Linked DNA regions of Homo sapiens: region 1 is linked to region 2. A link is a contact called in ENCODE Hi-C or POLR2A ChIA-PET data. All regions are on one chromosome and are shown on one strand. The core of a region is the stretch at or near the end of the contact, and the rest is flanking DNA. Distances in the headings are between cores, read along the strand shown.

Region 1 (5,293 bases), core at 1,488-3,987, 76 kb after region 2:
TCTTTTTATTTTCACAAATATGACCTCATCTAATCCTCATAACAACATTATAAGGGATAAAGGGCTGGGATTACTAGCCTCATCATACAGATGAGAAAACTGAGGCTCACAGTAGTGAAATGGCTCTTCCAAGGCCACACACACCTCAGGTCCAGTTTCTTCTTATACAGTCCTGCTGCAGTAGATGGGAAGAAGCTTGGCCCCTTTAACATTCCATCAGTTTTCCTCACTTCACCTAGAGATGAACAGGGAGGCCAGCAGGAAACTTGCTTGTTTGTTTCTACCCAAAAGCAAACTTAATGTAGCCACTATTCTAAGGACTTCAAATCCTGTAGGACCTCTTGGTCTGGCTGGCTGGCTGTTCCTTGCCTCGGGAGAGGAAAAAATAGCAGTTGTGGCTCTGAACCTGCTACTGGACATTGAGGGTGCATGAATATGAAGCAGAAAGAGTGGGAGAGACATATTATTTCAAATTATTTCAGATTATTTCAGGATTCTACTGCATATTTTAAAGCTAACATCAGAGTACTTGTTGATGCTCCATCAGCCTGCCCTTCTGATCCCCAAATCTGGCCTTTGGGAAAATCTAATTGCCTATTCTGAATGACACGGGAGCCATGTGAGTGATAAAGTTGTAGACAGTCAGTTTGTGATTATGTGTCCTAATGGAAGGAGGAATGCATTGAATGAATGTGTGAGTGAATGAATGAATGCACATAAGAGTTATTTATTCCAGCTCTGGGGTATAATATAATGATGTCTCCATTAATGCATCTTCTGGGAACTCAGTCCTTGTGAGGATGTCAGCCAAGGATAGAGCCATAAGAAAGCTGCAAGAGCTGTCTTAAATACAAACCCTAAATATTGGGCTTCTCTGGACCTGACTTAGGAGGCATTCTAGTCCTTAGGGCCCACAAGGATGGACATACAACTCAAGCAAGGAATAGCTGCACTCTGGGCCACTGGCAAGGAGACCATCCCAGTGAGAGGCAGAGATGACTCCAAGAGCAGATGGGTGGGAGGATCTAGAGAGCCAGTGGGAGCTCTCTTGAAAACCCCACCACCATGAGCACTTTATACTCTTGGTATTTGCTTATTCACTTATTCATTGTTTGGATGAATAGTTCTTGGAGTACCTACAATGTCCCAGACATAAAACCAGAAATATGAAGATGAGTAAGACTTGGCTTGAATTCTTGAAAAGCTCATTTTCAAGTAGGGGAAACAGACAGGGAAACAGCTTTCCTCAAAACAATGTGAGAAGTGCCACTGTAGAAGTCAGCTCAAGGGGCCTTGGAAGTCAGAGGAAAGGCTCCCAACCCAGTGGGTAAGTGGGAGGCAGAGAAGGTTTCTCAGAAGAGGCAACTCCAATCTGAATCTTAAAGGTGGACAAATAGGTCAGCACAATCACTGTGACGGTTGTTCTTGGCAGAGGGAACCGTGAATCAAATGCTCAGAGGCTGTGAGAACATTGAGAGGCCAGGACATTACAAATGGTGCCACATGACCCAGATTGAGAGCCTGGTGCTGGTTCTCCCACCCTTGTCATGACAATTCTGGGCCTCAGTGTACTTGTCTGCATAATGATGACTCTGGATTAATGACCCAAATACCAAAGAGAATTCATCAGACTTAAGAAAAACTGCTCTCAACAGTCACTAAACAAAAAATGAAGAGCTGACACATCATTAGAATATCATAGCATCTCCTAAACTGCAGCTAGTATACTCTAGCTAGTTACCTATTTAATACTTGAGAGTGGGAGGACGGGGAAGGGACAGCAAGTGGCTGCCATGTGTCCAGATCTCACTATGCACATTCTCAGTGTTTTCTCAGGGTCTCTCAGACAGCCTTGGTGCTCTCTCCTAAACAGAAAAAAAATTCCCTGAAAAGTGCTATTCTCCTCATTTTACAGATGAGGGAACTGAGGCTCACGGAGAGGTGATTTGCATATGGTTCCACTGTAAGAGTTGGATCCAGGATTTTATCTGGGGTCTGTTTAATTCCAGACCCAGCTCTTCCCAGAATCACTCTCTGCCTCTGATCCACCACTGACAGCTCTGGCAGATCCATCCTAGGGATCTGAAGCCTTTCTTCAACTCATCCAGCCACATGCTTCCTCACCCAGGGGCTCCTGGTACCCTTCATCTGCAAACTAGCATCCCAAGGAAAGCTACAGAAAGACAACCCAGCTAGAAGAAGCAAGCAGGAAGCAGGAAGAGCAGCCCTGGCTCTCCTACAGGTGAGAAGAAGCCATCCACACCCTCCTGCCATCCATCCAGAGCTCCAGGCCTAGCAGGGCTCCACAGAGGGGCACAGTCTTTGGGTGCAGCTACTGCCTCTTCTCTCTGGCTAGCATGGGGCTCTTAGGAGCCAGGAGCCACCCTGACATCATGCTTACTGGTAACCTGACCCCTAATGACTGCTCACTCCTCACCCCAGCTGGGCCCATCATGCTGGCTCAGGGGAGAGGTCACCCCTCCAGGGGAAGGGGCCAGGTGGGGCTCTTTTTAGTGGCTGCTGAAATGAGAGATAATTTGGGTTACTGACATCTCCCACAAGAATTCCCCATTCTCAGAGCTGTTTCTAATCCTTCCTCTCTGGCTCCTTCAATAATCAGGCCTACTTTCACTTCTTACTAAAAGGGCAAAGGTGGCTCTCCCTTTGGGCTTTCACTCATTCAGCGAGTTGACAAAGACCAGGAGTTTTCAAAGCACAAGGCTTTGTCCAGATGCTTATTGTTCTAAGAAGATAAACACTTATGAACAAACTATTTAATCACTGACTCATGCACTCTATAAAATGGGTCTAAGTATCAGCAAAACACTAAGTGTATTTAAACCCAATTCTAATAAAGCAGACAGAAGGGAAAACATAAAATATAAAGCCTCTTTAAATACACTGAGTATTTATGCTATGACTCTGAAGGGTAGAAAACAAATCTGAGACTCAATCTCCACCCTCTAGCATCTTAGAGTCTAATTGGGAACAAAATTATTGTAATTACCACTATTACTGCTTCTGGTCAGCACTTACTGAATATTTCCTGTCTAGTAGATACTTGCTAAGTGCTTGTATTTTCTCATTTGATCCTCATACCAAGCCCAGGTTATAACAGCTGTTGATTTCCCCATTTAACAAAGAAGGAAGCTGAGGAACACCGAGGTGAAGTGACTTTCTGAAGGTCACTGAACCAGGACTTTCATCATTTTGACCACAGTGCATGCTGTTAAGCCACAGGTGATTCAGTGAAATGATGTATCGGGTAGGAAAACAGGGAGAGAGCTGAAAGGAGTGAGAGAAGAAAGAATAAGAGGAAAGTGATAGAGAAGGTTTCAAATGGATAGAAATGTGAGATGAATCTTGAATAGTGACTAGGGGTAGATGGTTGGAGAAAACTGGAAAGAATGAGGTGAAGGTAGACAGATTTCATTTCTGTTTCCACTAGGAAAGCCAGTCTTACTGAGATTTGCCCAAACATAAGCTATTGTCTTCTCTGAACTCTATCATCCATATCTGTGAAACTTGGGCTCTAAGCATATCTGGAAAAGAACCTCAGATGGGATCATTTGTCGCTCATTCTTTCCAAAAGGAGGTGAATTTCTTTCCCTCAAAAGAAAGCTCAGATTAATAAAATTTTTCCCAGAGATCTTCCTACAGAAGGTGAACGAACGAAAACCGAAATATTGTTGTATGGGTAAACCTAGCTTTGCATAGTAAACAAATCTGTGAAAAATAACAAGAGTTGACAGTTTTTTGTAAAGTTCTCTAACTAAAAGAATTCCATGATGACATCTTCTGTAAAGCAAATCCCTATTTTATACAGTGGAAAACAGACCCTTAACTCCTTAGATTTGGAGAACTGGATGTTCATGTGTGAATGTGGCTGTTGTACTGCTACCGTGGCATCTGTCTGCTCCAGGTCACTGTATCCCTCTTGCAGTCCTGTGCTCCAATAGTGATGACCCACTGTGTTCAGGGGCTCTAAGCAGACACTGCAGGGGCTCTGGGTAGACATTTCAGGGGACACAAATATGCCAGAACAGGCTAGCAGGAGCTAAAGACCCATTCACATATGACTAGGATCAAAATTGGAAGACAGAGACAGAGGGGGTGACACTGGCTGCTTTCAGAACACCAAGCAAGGATCAGTTGGTTCAAGAGAAAGTCTGGCCACATGTTTGGGAAATAAATAAGTAAGCATCCCTCTGTCAGGAAGGAGAGCTTCCTTTCCTGGGGTGGTAGCAATGGCAGAGCAGATAAGAGAACCAGCTACGGCTTCTGTGATACTGTGATATAATAAGAAATATATATGTAGTTCTCATCACTGATTCCTGGCACACAGCTTCTGAAACCCTTGGAATTTCCTGAGTGATAGGAGTGAAAGGAGCACCTTTTGTTATTCATAACAAGCATTTTTCAAGCATACCTCCGTTTATGTTAAGGAGGTGACTCTTTGGTGGACTTCTGGAAAGGTTCAGGATGGGGGCTGGCTGCCAGAGGATCCAACTATGTGATTAGGGTTGGAACTTTCAGCCCCACCCTCTGGGGAGGGGAGAGGGGCTGGAGATTGAGTTAATCATGCCTGTGTTGTGAAACTTCCATAAAAATCCATAAACCATGAGATTCAGAGAGCTTCCAGGTTGAAGAACACAGGGAAGTGCTGGGCGGGTGGAGGCCCTAGAGAGGCCTGGAAGCTCAATGCCCCTTCCCACACACCTTGCCTTGTGCATCTCTTCCATTTGCCATTTTCCAAGTTATTTCCTGTATAAACCGGTAATAAGCAAACTGTTTTCTTGAGTTCTGTGAGCTATTCTAGCAAATCATCAAACCTGAAGAGAAGGTCTTGGGAACTTTCAGTGAGAGGTACAGGTGGTCTAGACATGCAATTGGCATCTGAAATTGGGGCGGTCTTGTGGGTCTGAGCCCTTAACCTGTGGGCTCTGATGCTAATTCCAGCCAGATAGCATCAGAATTGAATTGAATTGTAGGACACGCAGTCAGAGAATTGGTTGGTGTAGGAAAAGAACAACCCACATTTGGTATCAGAAGTATTCCGTGGATAGAAATGAATCACAATAGCAGAGCTTCAGACATACTTGGGTTTGAATTTCAGTTTCATCACGTATTAGCTGGGGGATATCAGGGAAAACTATTCAACCTAAGTTTTCTCACCTGTAAAATGAGGATGATGATAATAATACCTTTGGAACCAACCCAAATGTTTATCAATAATAGACTGGATAAAGAAAATGTGGCACATGTACACCATGGAATACTATGCAGCCATAAA
Region 2 (5,471 bases), core at 2,220-4,719:
AATATGGTACCTGGCACATGTAACTTCCCTCCATCTCCCTTTCTCTCTTATTTAAAAAAAAAAAAAAAAAAAATCAGAGGCCCAGAGACAATAAAGAGGGCTGCCAAAAGCCACAGAGCTAGATCCAGCTAGTGGAAATGGGCAAGTATCAGTCTCCTAACACTTTCTGCTTTTTCCTAGCTACATCTTGACATTCTGCTGAATTACCCTTGGCAAATGGATGTGGCTCGAGAGACCAGAGTCCCTACCCAGTTAAAATTCAAATCTTAGCTCCAAAATTTACTATGTGAATATGGCATAATTCCATCAAGTACCTTGTATCAGCTTCCTTATCTATAAAGTGGGGATCATAGCAACTTCATAAGGTTTGTGATGAGGATTAAACAAGTTAACATGAATAAAGTGCCTAGTCCCATGCCTGGTGCCTCCCAGGAGTTCAGAGTCCCCTCCCTCAGCTCCTTCTTCACTGTATCTCCCACAGTGTCCAGCACAGTGCTCTACCTGCAGGATGTATTCTGATCTTTGTTGGCCAGTAGGACTAAAAAAAAACCACCTGCCAGAAAAATGTAGCCTTCTGGTCACCAAATTCAAAGGGGGCCCTGTCTATCTTCAGGACCACATTCCTTATTTCCTCTTCCCGTGTTTGACTGTCTGTTTTGCACCTGTGCACCATGTTCTCAATCTTCTGCATGCCTCTCTTCAACCCCAGGACCAGACCACAGTCCACCTCCCATTCACCCAGTGCCTGATTCTCCATTGATAAATAATGATGGTGGTGATGATGAAGATGGAGATGATGATGGCAGTGATAGCAGAGATGGTGGTTGTGGTAGTTAACTTTTATTGAACTTTTACTCTGGGCCAGACATTTTCCTATTCTTCATATAGATTTCTTTCTCCAAGTCCCATAATATCCATATGCCTATTTATAAAAAAGTTTAAGTAATTCACAGGGCTAAGTGATGGAGTTGGAATTCACATCTAGGCATTCTAACTCCAGAGTCTACACAGTTAACCACTAGAAAAGCCTGAAAACGACCTCTCAGGGGAGATCTTATTCTATATTTTATAATAATTAGTAATAATATAATAATTAGTAATAATAATAATAAAGGAACAACAGCAATAACAATGTAATTATTAAGGTAGTATTAGCTGCTTTAACAGGTAAGATCCAAACTCTTGGTGGTTCAACACAAAGGGAACTCATTCCTTGTTCATACAGAGTTCAATGATAGAGTGAGGGGAGGAGCAGGTGGGCAGTGGGGGGCCGGTTCTACAGCCATTCAGGGATCCAGGCTGATGGTTGCTGCACCATCTTCAGCACATGGTTAAACCACAGCAAGAACATTTTATGAGCCCATCTGGAAGAGGCATTACATCACTTCTATCCACGCTGTATTTGCCAGAACTTAGCCACATGACTTTCCCTAGATGCAAGAAAGGTTGAGGAATGGAGTTCCTGGCTGGGCAGGGCTTCTGAGCAATAACTCTTCACTGTGGAGGGGGAGCCCAAATCTTTGGAGACAGCTAGCCATTTCTACCACAAACAACAATAGCAGCAACCATAAAGATAATAATAAGGGCCAGGCACAGTGGCTCATGCCTGTAATCCCAGCACTTTGGGAAGCCCAGGCAGGCGGATCACAAGGTCAAGAGATGGAGACCATCCTGCCCAAGATGGTGAAACCTCGTCTCTACTAAAAATACAAAAATTAGCCAGTCGTGGTGTCATGGTGGCTGGTGCCTATAGTCCCAGCTACTCAGAAGGCTGAGGCAGGAGAATCACTTGAACCTGGGAAGCAGAGGTTGCAGTGAGCCGAGATTGCGCCACTGCACTCCACTCCAGCTTGGCAACAGAACAAGACTCCGTCTCAAAAAAATAATAATAACGATAATAATAATAATAAGAGGAGTTGTCCCTTATTGAACACTCACTACGCATCTATACTAGGCTCTGTGCTAAGTACTTGATACAATTATATCTACTTTTCTGAACTCTAAAACATAGATGTTATTATGCCTATTTTACAGAGAAGAAAACTGACATTTTAGAAGATGTGAAGAATTTGCTCAATCTCACACACCTATCAAGGGGCAGATCCAAATTCCAAGCCAGATGTCTTAGTCTGGGTCTTGTAGAAAGCAGAGCTTGAGCAGTGTAAACACTCTTTGGGAAGTGCAAGCCCAGGACAGTGAGAAAGAGGAGAGAAGAAAACCCATGTGAAGAAAGGAGCAAAAGGATGCAAAGAGATGCCTTAGTGTGCTGGCCACTGCTTTACCACAAGCTGCTGGCAGATGCAGCAGGTCACCTGACAGGTGTCCTTGCTCAGCATGTGGGACTTTCTGCAAAAGATTTGCAAGGACAAACTGTATCTCAGAGTGGTCCATGGCAGGGAGAGAGAGTGGGGATGCACTGCCCATCTCTTTCAAGTTTCTTCCTTCTCATTGGTCCAACTCCATGGAGAGCTGACTGTATACTTCTCCGTCATTGCAGACCATTGGTGGCCACTGAGAAGGTCAGAAACCATATCCTGCAGTGTAGCATTTCATCCAAGTGTCGCAGTGGAGGAGCAACTCAGCAAGGATAAGGCCTGGCATAGAGGGCATGAAGGCCATGCTGTCCCAGGGCTTCAGCTCAGAGATTCTAGCAAGGATGCTGCCATAGGTGGCAGCAGGACAAGGTAACTGTGACTTCAGGAAGAAGGAAGTGGTATGAGGAATATGATGCCCAAGATTCATGTCTCATTCCCAAAGCTCAAGCTCTTTTTACTACGTTACCTGGCCTCCCTCTCCAGTTAGATCTAAATGTGGGTGTTTCAGACACCTTGATGGGTAGGTAGGGGGACCTCTTTGGGCGGGACTGCATCTCAGATCTTATCCTAAAAGGGACCACATTTCTCCCGATGGTGGAAGGGGCAGCTGAAATTAAAACACCAAAAACACAGGACAATCCACTTCTAAGCTGCTTTAGTCAAGGGAAACAAGCACATTCTTGAAGCTACTGGAAGAGAGAGAATGATACTTTTTATATAGCCTATTGTCACACTTGCTGTAAAGGTTGGGACTCTAGGGCCAAGGCAGCCACAGGGGGACTTGTTTAAGTTTACACAGCCAGTTGGTGGCAGGGTGGAACCAGAGCCCTGGGCCCTTGCTATGATGCCACCATCTCCCAACATCACTGCAGGCTTCTGCAGGCCACCTGAGCCCTGCCCTCTGATCCTGGCCAGCTCTCCCACACCTGGGCTCTCCCAGCAACAGCAGAGAAAGGTCAACTTCTCACATTTGAGAAATGCACCTCCTTTCTAGCCATATCCACCACCAGCGCATGAGTCACCTCTCTGGGGAAAGCCCTCCTCTGTGTTGAGTCATTTCACCTTTGGTTTTGAGTGATTCCAAACCCACAGACGTAATTATCCTTATGTATCAGCCAGCCTTATCACAAGAACTCAGCAACTTGCCTGTGCCGCCAGCAAAAACCAGATAGGAGCGGGAACTGTTTGAAAGCCTCAGGCAATGAGCAGGGGAAATAGGAATGGAGGCCCAGCCTCTTGCCAGGCCAGCCCCCTTTCCTCAACCATTAGGATTTCTGAGAGGGCCTCTGGGATGATGGGGAGGAGGGAGAGTGCAGGTGTGAGTGCACACAGTCTCCCCTCCCCAGGGCCCTCACATTCGGAGCTCCACTCCACTTCCGCCACAGCAGTCCCTGTTTCTAAAACTGGAGATTGCTAGACCAGGAAATGGCAGGCCTGAGCCAGTGGTTCCCAAGCAGCCCTGCCCCGCCTGCCAAGCCATTAGGAGGAGGATTGAGATGATGGGGGAACAGAGCAGGCACAATTAAACCACACGTTGCTATCTTGCAAATGGCATGAGCAATGTGATTTAACAGCTCATTATTAATGGGAAAAATAGATAAGGACCAGGTTCGGTGTCCAGAGGAGAGCTCCCAGACCAAATTGAATACGTGCTAATGCTTGCTTTCAAGCCAGCGGCTGACAGAAGGGTGGATTCCACTCCTGCCCAACTTAGCACCCCCAGCCCCTGGCTCCCTGCTGAAGCCAAGGGAGAAAATGGGCTCCGATAAATTGTCTGCTGCAACCAACATCCTCTCTTTGAGAATAACAACCACAAGAGAAGCACCACATCTGTTGTTTCACAAAATTGGTTAAAAAATAAATAAGAAGTAGCAGCCCACTTACAAGTGCCCACCATAAGACAGAATGAAGGAGTGGGTTGTTTCTAAAAGATTAGGAAGAAATGACGTGCAATGACTTCAGTCTTCTCTGAATCAGATCTCAGTTTCATGCTCTTACTGCTATCTGTACACAGGGCATTGTCAGCCTGTTGAAGGGTGTGTGTGTGTGTGTGTGTGTGTGCGTGTGTGTGTGTGTGTGTCCCAGTGTCCTTTCTTGTACCTCTCCGATCTGTTCTCCTCACAGCAGCCAATGTGATTTGATCACATATCTCTCATGTTTAAAACATTTCAATATCTCACTAGGACTCTTAAGTCAAAAACCAAAATCTCCAACATGGCTGAGAGACCTTGTAGGGGAATCTCCTCCAGGCTCTAGACCCATCCATCTCCAGCCATTCTCCTAGATGATCCCCAGGGTCCAGCCACACTGGCCTTTTGTCCTGCCAAGGCCTTTGCATCGTATTCCTCCCCCGGCATGAGACATTCTTCCCACCTCCTTTTGCCCCTTCTAAACCTAGTTAAACATCAATATCTCAATAAAGGCTTCCTGGGCTTTCTCCTTTATGTGCCCTTCCATCATCCTGTACATCTTCTTTGTATCATGTGCCACAGTTTTAATTACACAATTATTTGTATGGTTAGTTATTTAATGCCTGTTTTCCTCATTACACTGCAAACAATGACAGCAAGGTCAAACTGCATTTTTTCTGTACTGGTTTCTAGACGCTGTGGAAGATTGGCCTACTTAGCGATGGGGCAGAGGTGTTTCAAGATGTTTATCCTGCACAAAGAAAATAATGGGAATAGTTGTTGAGGGAGGGTGAAGGTTAAACCAAGCCTCCATTCATTCATTGAGTTAGTCAATCACCTAGAGTTCACTGAATGCCTAGTCGATGCCAGGAGGTGTGTAGACTGGGCAGTCAGGTTCAACAGTTAACAAGACAGCCATGGCTTGGTATTCTGTGCCCATCTCTCACCCCCTTACCATACTTGACTGCACTTAACCTAACACAGTCAGTACTTTCAGCATCCTCAGTACCAAATAAATGTTCAATGCAAGAATGAATGACTAGAGTTATATAAGACTCCCATGAGACAATCAGCCAGGAGCATAACCTAGCCCCTCTCCTTACCCCGTTCTCAACTTCCCAGACCCACCCTCTATTCCAACCATACCGACCCCAGCAGCTTGGACAATACTAGTTACACCCTTGTACAGGTTACAACCTTTCCCTTTGCCTAACTCCAACTCATCCTGAAGCACTTGGTTTAACCA

The links. Hi-C counts contacts between places; a loop is a spot of excess contacts on that map. ChIA-PET counts read pairs that join two places held with the same protein, here RNA polymerase II (POLR2A). Pooled maps may share reads with other maps.
Region 1: a map of endothelial cell of umbilical vein shows a loop between it and region 2 (4-fold over the local background). The contact joins two enhancer-like sites. A Hi-C loop is called at or near these places in 8 of 168 maps with a recorded cell type or tissue (Calu3, MCF 10A, PC-3 and 5 more), 1 of 37 single-sample maps with no recorded cell type and 7 of 50 pooled maps. POLR2A ChIA-PET finds 5 or more read pairs at or near these places in 4 of 52 experiments (Caco-2, MCF 10A, Panc1 and 1 more).

What each region holds. Positions count from the first base shown.
Region 1 is chr11:19,363,320-19,368,612 of GRCh38, reverse strand. It overlaps a transcript of NAV2 not described here. Among named protein-coding and RNA genes, the nearest start is that of E2F8, 130 kb to the right of the region's middle. Within about 2 kb of position 2,737, at least 2 of the 41 ENCODE cell types and tissues checked have a DNase peak (open chromatin) inside an H3K27ac peak, as active enhancers do; they include PC-9 and endothelial cell of umbilical vein, where a contact is called at or near this core.
Region 2 is chr11:19,440,354-19,445,824 of GRCh38, reverse strand. It overlaps a transcript of NAV2 not described here. Among named protein-coding and RNA genes, the nearest start is that of NAV2-AS5, 64 kb to the left of the region's middle. RefSeq lists enhancers at 3,234-3,323, 2,735-3,934. Within about 2 kb of position 3,469, at least 8 of the 41 ENCODE cell types and tissues checked have a DNase peak (open chromatin) inside an H3K27ac peak, as active enhancers do; they include PC-9 and endothelial cell of umbilical vein, where a contact is called at or near this core.